3 separate regions of the Homo sapiens genome follow, and regions 2 and 3 are each linked to region 1. Evidence: chromatin contacts called from ENCODE Hi-C or POLR2A ChIA-PET data. All regions are on one chromosome and are shown on one strand. The core of a region is the stretch at or near the end of the contact, and the rest is flanking DNA. Distances in the headings are between cores, read along the strand shown.

Region 1 (2,997 bases), core at 1-2,500:
CGGAAGGAGGCATGCCTGTGAGCCAGGCCAGCACCCTGTGTCCCCAGGATTTCTGCCTTTACCTCCTCTATCATGTCTGCTTGCCTGTGAAACCAGCTTTGATTAAAGGTTCAACCTAATTACTTTTGTCTGCCTGAGCCCAGGGGAGGCAGGGGTGGGATGAGCAGAGATGCCCTCTCTAGCCCTGCTCCCTCAGTCACAGAACCTTCTCATTCATTCACGGAAGGTTTATTAACTTACTAGTTGACAGGCACTGCACTTGGCACTATTAGTTTCTACACCCACTCACCACCACCGCACCAAAACACAAAGTCAGACACATACCCCGGCTACCCCACTTCTAAGCCTTCTAGAGAGGGCCTCAATCCGTGGAACTCTCAATACTTAGCACATAATAGATTTAATTGTTTCCTACAGTTGCCCCTTGTAATTCTGTGCAAGGGGGACCTCCCCAGTTCAGGTCCCACGGTGTCACACAGAAAGCCCCGCTAAGGGCTGAGGTCCTGATGGGGCCCCACAGAGCTACCTCTGGGTCCCCATTACCCTGCGACGTCAGTCTGGGCTTCCTTCGGGCTAGCTGGGGGCTGCAGGGTCTGGTTTCCAACCTGTGGGACGTTGGCAGGGGCCGCAAGCAGAGGGACTGGGCAGCTCGTGGGCGGGAAGGTGCCCCGGCGGGCTTCGGGCTGCAGGGCACAACCGTCCCGCCCAGGGCCCCGGCAACATGCCCCGGCTTTTCCGCTCAATTGGGAAAGCAACTGGAGCAGAAGGCGTAGGCGCACGCGGAGCGGGCGACCGCACGTATTCTCCCGGAGGCCCCGCGCTTCTGGCACCCAGAGGCTCAGCCTGGTAGGGGAGGGCCAGGCGGCGGGCGGGAGAGGAGGAGAGGCGGCGGGCGGCGAAGAGGCGGCGGGCTCGTGGCACCTGCCCAGCCCCGTGGGTCCTCACGCTACCCAGGACACGCTACTGTGCGGCTGGGAACCACGGGGGCCGGGGGTGCAGGAGCTGGAGAGGTGCGGAGACCACAGGACTGGCGCGATAGAAAGGGGTCTCGTGCTGGTGGTCAGGGACAGCGCCTCGGTGGCCCCAAGACCCATGAATTGTCTCTGGAACTGCAGGAACAGCTCCGGGTCGTATCGGAAGTTGGGGTTCGCCAACAATGGCTCCCCAAGACCTGAGATCCCCGCCCTCAGGTGACTCCCCTCCCCCGCATACCGCCTCCTACCTGAACAGAGGCGGGAGCCCGAATAGGACGGGGCGGGGCTAGCGAAGGCTGCGCAAGCGCGGCCGGCGGGGGCGTGGTCTTCGCCTGCTGCTTCGCTTGCCGGCCAGTGGAGTTCCCCGCCCCACATGCCGGGGACGTCGACTTACTCCCTCCCGCTGGTCACGCTGCTCCTTGGACGAACGAGCATAGCGCCCCTTAGGGGCTGGGCACGGCATGTCCAATTCTTAAGTGGTTGCATTCAACAAACCAGTTTTTAGTGAGTGCCCTCCTCTACAAAACACACCGAACACTAAGGTGATAATCATTGTTCCCAAGTTGCTCACAGTCTGGGAAAGGTGTTGTAGGAACACACAGTATTTTCTTTTTTTCTTTTTTTTTTTTTTTGAAACAGTCTCGCTCAGTCGCCCAGGCTGGAGTGCAGTGGCGCGATTTCGGCTCACTGCAAGCTCCTCCTCCCGGGTTCACACCATTCTCCTGCCTCAGCCTCCCGAGTAGCTGGGACTACGGGCGCCCACCACCACGCCCGGGTAATTTTTTGTATTTTTAGTAGAGACGGGGTTTCACCGTGTTTGCCAGGATGGTCTCGATCTCCTGACCTCGTGATCCGCTCACCTCGGCCTCCCAAAGTGCTGGGATTACAGGCGTGAGCCACCGCGCCCAGCCCACAATTTGGAATTTTAACTTGTGGTTAGATTGTTGGGGACAGAGACGGGGCCTGGAGTAAATATCAAATTCTAGTCCTAGACCCACAGCATTCTAACTGTATGACCTTGGTTAATCTCTATGAGCTCCCGTTTCCTACCAGCCTGGTAGATCATTGTGAAGACTCAACAGATGATTTAGATAAGAGCTCAGAAATTCTATAAGAGTTCTCAACAACAATGGTTTTCACTGATCCCAGTTAAGAGTTGTGAGGAGTAACAGTAGTGATGCTATTTTACAACAATGATGACTGTGTTCTCAGAAACAGAGCAAATGTTAACCCTGCCCATAGCTTCAACAGAAGGTAACATAGCCTAACAAAGTCCCCAACAGTCCCAATCAGCCAGCACTTCCCGACCTCTCCCCAATAGAAACGATATTATAAAAGCCTCAGCTTGTAAGCGATCAGGGTCTCAGCCAGACTCCTGACTGGAACTCCTTGCAGGCTTATTCCTGTGAATAAACCTGTTTGGCCGTTGAGTTGCCTCCTGTCTCTCGCTCTCTTCCCTTATATCTTCCTAACAAGAGTGGCTGAAGGAATTGTAAGTGTTCCAAAATTGAGAGCAAAGATCTTTTACTCCAGAGAAGATGGTCAGGGAAGGGAGGAGGAGGAGATGAGATAAAATAGGATGACAGGCCGGACGCGATGGCTCATGCTTGTAATCCCAGCACATTGGGAGGCCAAGGCGGGCAGATCACTTGAAGTCAGGAGTTCGAGACCAGCCTGGCCAACATGGTGAAACCCTGTCTCTACTAAAAATACCAAAATTAGCCAGGCTTGGTGGCACACGCCTGTAATCCCAGTTACTGGGGAGGCTGAGGCAGGAGAATTTCTTGGACCTGGGAAGCAGAGGTTGCAGTGAGCCGAGATCGTGCCACTGCACTCCAGCCTGGGTGACAGAGCGAGAGCCTGTCTCAAAAAAAAAAAAAAAAAAATAGGATGACGATGTCACTGAACTTCGTTAATTCAAAATCGGGGAGGAGCCTAGTTTGTACCAGGCACTGTGCTTTCAGCCAGGTAGATCCAAGGACCAGGAAACAGTTCCTCCGAAACCAAACCAGAGCAGATTCTT
Region 2 (3,260 bases), core at 629-3,128, 330 kb after region 1:
TTTAAATGTGTTTGTAAACAATTGGTGAATCCAGATGAAGAATATAGTGTCCAAAATATGTATTGTTTCAGTTTTTAAAAAATTAAACTTAAATGTTCAAACTAAAAAGTGGGTAACTTTTTCCAGAAACTTGGAATTTACAAACTGGTTGAAACAATGAAATAGATGGCCCCTAATATACTAGGAGCCCTTCCTAGATTCAAACACTCCCAAATCAAGATTCCAACATCTGCCAACTGATTTCTCAAAGCTATTATTTATTCTGTACAAGGTTCCACTGTACATTAGACATTCTTCTACTCTTGCTTACACAGTAAACAAGTGTACACTTGCCCTTGGGCTCAGGTTCACAGGTCTTCTCTGGAGAAGGGTGTCAGGCCAGTAAAACTCAGGGTGTCTTTCTCTGATGCCTCCTCCTAGGAGCCTGGAATGTGCCAGGCTCCACGGGGCACAAGCCGGGCCCAGCTGTGTGGGTGAACAGCTTTACTCTCCAGGACAGCACAGAGTTTTATCCAACTATGTAGGGCAAAATTGAGCCCACAGGAAAGAACCATACAACTGAGGCAAGATGTCCCCAAATACCCAGGCTCCAGCTCCCAGGGCAGGACTGGAGACCAGCGCTAAGAAGAGCTGAGGGGTGGCCTGGGCATCCCTGAGAAACTCGGTCCAAAGGGCCTATTGTCTAGGAGGCTCTGAGAAGGGGGCGGGGGCAGGAAGGCCAGGGGGAAAGGGATGTTAAGAGAATAAATAAAAGGGAGAGAAGCTCTAGGGACGAGGGGCTTGTGCTATCCTTCAAACAGCTGGGGAGCAGACCAGGGGTGGGCTAGAGGACGTGGGCGGGAAGAACTTGATGCCCTGTCGGAAGGAATCTACCTGCTTTCTTCTTTGCCTCACTGCAATGCACAACGAGCCAGGGCTAAGGGCAGGATCCCTTTCCCAGGCGGGTTTGAACAGAGCACTGGGGAAAAGGGAAGAGGCTGAGGGATATTTCAGGAGGGGCAGTTACCCCCTGGTCCCCAAATGCTATAAGGCACAATTCTTGGAGGCAACTAAATTCCATTCAAAACATTAAAAAAAAAAAAAAAAAACCCAAACCCCCAAAACAGAAACTTGTTTTAGATCCCAGGTCTACTGTGGCTGTGCTTGGGGCCTGGCCAACGCCCACCTAGCACCACGGAGGGCTAGCATTAGAAAGTTGTACTTGGAAAAGCAATAAAAGGACCAGTGCAACGTCCCAGCTATGAAGAGGCCTGAAGGAGAGCACTCCAGTCTGAACACTTTAGTTATGGAAATTAAAAAAAAAAAGTTGGGCTTTTTAAAAACCAAAACCAGCGTTTTCCAAAGATGTCCCTTCGTCTGTCCCCTGGAGTTAGCAGCGTGAAGAGGGCTCTTGGCTCATGGCTCTGGACCGGCGAGCCGTGCGGGTGGAGATGGGCGCCGGCTCCTCCGCGGCGCGGGCGTCCAGGCGGTGATGCTCCCAGCGAGCTCCAGAGGGCGCTGTCCCCTCGGAGGCGCGGGCGCTGCGGCGGGAAGCGGCGCAGCGAGGGTCTTCCCCCCCAAGACACAGTTGTTTCTGACACATAGGAAGACCACAAGTTTACAAATGCAAACGCCGAGGGCACGGGGCGATGCTGGCTCCACGTCCAGGCGATCTTCCCTGCCGGGCCACAGCTCAGGAAAGCCCGGCTCCTTGCTCCAGACCCTGATCAGGCTGCATCCACTCCTGCTCGGCAGCTTCAGGTTTGTTTTTCTCTTGTCAGGTTTGTGTGTTGTTGTTGTTGTTTTGTTTTTGTCTTTTTAAAAAATTTAGGGAGCGGGGCCACCACGGGGAAGGGAGAAGGGACGTGGCTCCTGGCGCTACATTCGGGAGGGCGGGCTGGCCAGTTCGTAGAAGAGCAGGTAGGCGTCGCTGGTGCGCACTTGGCTGGAGGACATGGGAGTGACGCTGCGGAGAGAGCGGGGAGTCAGCCCGGAGCGGGCAGGACCGGGAGACCCCCCGCCGGCTTCTTTCTGTGCCCCCGAGGCCGGCCGGCCTGCCTTTCAGGGAGCCTCCCCACGGGCAGCGGCTTCGTGGCCTTAAACTTTGCCATCCATTCTCGGTGTAAGCCGTGCGGGGGGTGGGAGGGGGGTGGGTTTGGGGGGAGGGTGGAGGAGTGGGGGGAGAGTGGGTGGCTACAGCCAGGGGCTCCGGCCCTGCCCTGGCTCTCACCTGGAGTCGTTGAAAGTGTGCCATTCTCCTGTCCCTGGACTGCGACAGTAGGCTGTATAGTGGCCACCCATGGTGGTTCCGGAGTGATTGGACACAGCGTACAGGTTGTAAACAGCATGGTCTGAGGAGGAGGCAGCCGTCAAGCCCCCGAGGCCCCCCTGCCCCGACTTCCCCCCTCCAACCTCTCCTTCTGGGTCTCTCAGTAGCTGGTGCTGGCAGCTCCCCTTCCTCCTGCCCTCCCTCCGGCCTTGCACACCTGCGTCTTCATTCTGCCCTGCCTACTCAAAGATACTCACTGGTGTTTTCTGAGGCAAATTCTCTTAAGTCCAGGTCTCTTAGGGGGAAGTTCACAAATGTTGTGAGCTTGCTGGTTCGGATCCTGGATTCTGAGAACCGCTTCAGATCTGGCATTGACGTGAGTCAAGGATAGTCAAACCAATGCAGAAGGGCAGACAACAAAAGGAAAGCCTACAAGGTCCGTTTCTTCCGACTGTTCCCCTCACCTATGGGCCCCTTGTCATCAGTCACCCTTGAAAGTCATGTCCCAGCCCTGATGGATCTTAAGGATACGGAGCACCAAGATCTTTGGGAACCTCTGGATGGAGAACTTCTTTATACACCGTTTTCTGCCTCGGCAGCGACAGCATGTCTGAGAGACAAGACAAACAGAAAGAACTTGTGGGGAAGTCAGTGGGCCCCAATCCAGTCACTCCTCAACTGGATCTGCTGGTATCAGCCTCTTCCCAGTAGGTCCCACGGAAATTTGTTCTTGCTATTACCGAAGGGTGACTTACTGGCTTTTCATCTCCATCAAGCACATCCTCTTTGGTGAAGAGCCTCATGCAGTCCATTAATGTCACCTCAGGATAACCTCGCTGGGAAGGGGAAAAAAGCAAAGGTCAGAGGTCAACATGAAAGGACAGGAGAGGGAGTTCAACAAGGCGGGCAACTGGGGTGCATACCTTAGCAATGGGCAGTGAGAGGTCCCAGAAGGGGTCGAAGACCGTAGAACAGTAACCACAATCTGTACACGTCAGCGAGCTCTTTAGCT
Region 3 (3,248 bases), core at 336-2,835, 350 kb after region 1:
TGGGGTTTCACCGTGTTAGCCAGGATGGTCTCGATTTCCTGACCTTGTGATCCGCCCGCCTTGGCCTCCCAAAGTGCTGGGATTACTGCACTTTGAGCCACTGCTCCCGGCCGGAAGTGTGCCTTTCTAATGCCAGAGAACAGTCCCTTGGTTTTCTGAACTGACCATGTCCCATAACTGGGAAGGGCAAACAAGGCTTGCCATCTTCCTAGACGTCCAGTCCACCAAGCAGAGAAAGGCCAAGCCCATCTGGGCTCCTTCCCCCTTTGCCTAGAAAAATACGGCAAGTGCAGCTTCCCCCAGGCCACCAGGAGAATGCTTGGCCCCTCTGGGGTGGTTCCACTCTACCTGTGGGAGGGCTCAGGATTCCAGGGCCACAGAGCCGGGCTGGGCAGGGTCACAAGAGGAAGGAACGGGGTTCTTAGCCTCTCTGGCCTTGGTGCACTTGTCTGCTCCCAGGACGTTTCTCGATGGCTCTCCCCGAGGACTGGGAGTACCCAGCCTGGTGCCTCCACCCTGTCTTAGCACAGGCTACTGACTCAGCCCAGGTCCTAATGATGCACTTCAGAGGACGCCCTCATTCCAGTCCTCATTCTGACTCCAGTCTGACATGCATCTACAGCATCAAAGGAGGGGGCCTGCCTCGACCTTAGCCCAATCAGCTCTCCTTTCCTCTGCTTTACGGGGGTCCATCTGGGGGATGTTCTCATGCCCATTCCAGGGGAGGTGAGCAGCCCCTACCACTACCTCCAGCTCAGTCCCATTCTAAAGGCAGCCAGGTCAGGAGGTAGGATGTTCACTCTTCAGGGAAGGGCTAGAATGGGTTGGCTAGGGCTTCCCTTGACTGTTGAGAAGTTGCTCTCTCCGGAGCACCGCGTGCCTGCTTCTGGTTTGGGACTGGTGAGAATTTCAAAGCTGCCTCTTTCTGGTTTGGGATTGGTGGAAAATCTCCCCTTCCGCTTAATTGTTGCCCAACCCCCGCCCCTAACCCCCTTTAGCAAACTGACCGGGGAGCTTTAAGAGCAGCGAGTGAGCTGCACGCACACGTGGGGAGGGGGTTTGTCAGTGTCGCTCAGGCCACATACCACCGATATACACGGGGCACAGCGAGGAGGACCCGCCAAAGCAGCATTTCCTTAGAATACACTGATCAGCACACAGTTGGCTCTTCCTGGCACCCTGGGCTGTCAGCAGGCAGCCCTCACACAACTGGCAGACACAGCTGGAGCGTCCCTGCACAGCCGGCTCTCTCCCTATATTTCTAGTGTCCACTCTGCCCAGAATGTCGTGGACACCTTACTTTCTGAGCTCCAAACCGGCACTGATCCCCGAATCCCCCCTCCCGGATCCCCGACAGGTGGCACGTACCTGCCTCTTCTTGGAGTATGGACGAGTCGAACCGGGCACAAGCATGGAGCTGCGGGTGAGTCCCGGCTGGCGCTGGCGCGGCGCAGTGAGCACCAGCTGACGAAGAGGGCTCCCCGGCCTCGGCTCCTGCCTGACTCTCTCCCACCTCCGCCGGGGGCCCAGAAGGGACCTCCCCGGGAAATCGGCGCCACCCAGCGGGCAGCCGCCTCATCGCGCCTGGGCCGGCAGAGCCACACCCCGCGTCTCGCGTCACTGAGTCGCGTCACGGCTATTGGCTTGTTCCTACTGTGGCGTCATTAGAGCCCGGCCTCCGGCTGGGGCCACCCAGGCAACCGATATACACAGAGAACCACGTGGAGGAAAAGCACGCGAGTTTGGAGCGGGTGGAGCAGGAACAGAGGTGGACTGGAATGTCACACGACGGGGCAGCTGGAAGGTATTGGGAAAGAAGAGGCGTCATGGGAGAAGGCTCGGAACTTGAGCCCTGGGGCGTATCAACTTTCAGTTTTTAGGGAAGGCTAAACGTCCCCCACTCCCCTTCTCACTGGGCTGGGGGAGGTCCTGTTCCTCAGCCTCTTCTCTTTTTCTCTGCTGTCAAAGACACTCTCCGCTCATTTTACTTTCATGGGACCAGTGATTAGTGATGAATGCCTGAGTGGGTAAACGGAGGCACTGAGTCAATGAAAGAATTCTCTTTGGTCTTTTCAAGAAAAAGCCGAGACAAAACTTGAATTTTTGCTGCTCCCATTCCTTTTATGTAACCTTCTCCCGACTCCCCCGATGTTGATGAGGAAAATCGCACAACCAGGTAGCTGGGTACCAAGGCGAATCCAGGTTTTCAACTTCAGCTGCTCCATCAACCCTTGCAGCTGCCGTTAACTCCTCCCATCTTCACCATAGATCTCTCTCTCCATCGCTACTCTCCTCAAGTCCTTCCTTCTCTTCTATTTCCCAGAGAAATCAGACGCAATCAAGAGGGGAATTCTTAAATTTCTACCTACAAACATGTCTGAATCCATTCTTATCAGGAGCAGTGAAAGAGGCACCCCTGTTCTTGTCCAAGGCACGATTCCCTTCTTGATTTCAACTCTTGTTTTGTTTTTGTTTTTGTTTTTTGTTTTTTTGAGACGGAGTGTCGTCGCTCTTGTTGCCAAGGCTGGAGTGCAATGGCGCGATCTCAGCTCACTGCAACCTCCAGGTTCAAGCAATTCTGCCTCAGCCTCCCAAGTAGCTGGGATTACAGGCGTGCGCCACCACGCCAGGCCGATTTTTTTTTTATAGAGTCTTGCTCTGTTGTCCAGGCTGGAGTGCAATGGCATAATCTCGGCTCACTGCAACCTCCTCCTCCCGGGTTCAAGTGATTCTTGTGCCTCAGCCTCCCCCGAGTAGCTGGGATTACAGGAGCCCACCACCACGCCTGGCTAATTTTTGAATTTTTAGTAGAGACAGGGTTTCACCGTGTTGGTCAGGCTGGTCTTGAACTCCTGACCTCAGGTGATCCACCAGCCTCAGACCCCCAAAGTGCTGGGATTACAGGTGTGAGCCACTGCACCCGGCCCCAGCTAATTTTTTGTATTTAGTAGAGATGGGGTTTCACCATGTTATATTTCCTTAGGGCCCTCATTCCATCACTTCATTTTACAGATGGATATTGGACATGCCAGTCACTCTTCTAGAAACTGGGGATATAGCAGGGAACAAAACAGGCACAATCCCTGCCCTCAGGGAGCTTACATTCTAGTAGAAGCAGGACTAAATAAGTAGAATATGTAATATGTTAGATGATGCTAAGAGCTATGGGGCACATCAAGCAAGGAGGAGGTGCGTTCGGAGAAGGTAACATTCAAGTGACCTGAGGGAGGCTAGGCGTGAACTACACA

The links. A loop is a pair of places that touch in the nucleus more often than their neighbours do. ChIA-PET counts read pairs that join two places held with the same protein, here RNA polymerase II (POLR2A). Pooled maps may share reads with other maps.
Region 2: a pooled map shows a loop between it and region 1 (2.3-fold over the local background). The contact joins the enhancer-like site here to the promoter of SLC37A4 in region 1. A Hi-C loop is called at or near these places in 1 of 50 pooled maps. POLR2A ChIA-PET finds 5 or more read pairs at or near these places in 5 of 52 experiments (GM10248, OCI-LY7, T-cell and 2 more).
Region 3: a pooled map shows a loop between it and region 1 (8-fold over the local background). The contact joins the promoter of USP2 here to the promoter of SLC37A4 in region 1. A Hi-C loop is called at or near these places in 7 of 50 pooled maps. POLR2A ChIA-PET finds 5 or more read pairs at or near these places in 3 of 52 experiments (Panc1, WTC11 and activated CD4-positive, alpha-beta T cell).

What each region holds. Positions count from the first base shown.
Region 1 is chr11:119,029,627-119,032,623 of GRCh38, forward strand. It overlaps SLC37A4 (solute carrier family 37 member 4), which reads right to left and starts at 1,251. Exons shown (of 10, transcript NM_001467.6): 1 at 1,223-1,251. RefSeq lists a silencer at 706-865.
Region 2 is chr11:119,354,978-119,358,237 of GRCh38, forward strand. USP2 (ubiquitin specific peptidase 2) reads right to left here. Exons shown (of 13, transcript NM_004205.5): 8 at 3,172-3,260; 9 at 3,004-3,084; 10 at 2,780-2,858; 11 at 2,506-2,613; 12 at 2,210-2,330; 13 at 238-1,945. The coding sequence ends at 1,858. Among named protein-coding and RNA genes, the nearest start is that of MFRP, 9.9 kb to the left of the region's middle. RefSeq lists an enhancer at 2,847-3,260. Within about 2 kb of position 1,879, at least 21 of the 41 ENCODE cell types and tissues checked have a DNase peak (open chromatin) inside an H3K27ac peak, as active enhancers do; they include endothelial cell of umbilical vein, where a contact is called at or near this core.
Region 3 is chr11:119,380,105-119,383,352 of GRCh38, forward strand. It overlaps USP2 (ubiquitin specific peptidase 2), which reads right to left and starts at 1,586. Exons shown (of 13, transcript NM_004205.5): 1 at 1,369-1,586. USP2-AS1 (USP2 antisense RNA 1) reads left to right here and starts at 1,674. Exons shown (of 4, transcript NR_034160.1): 1 at 1,674-1,804. RefSeq lists an enhancer at 664-1,653.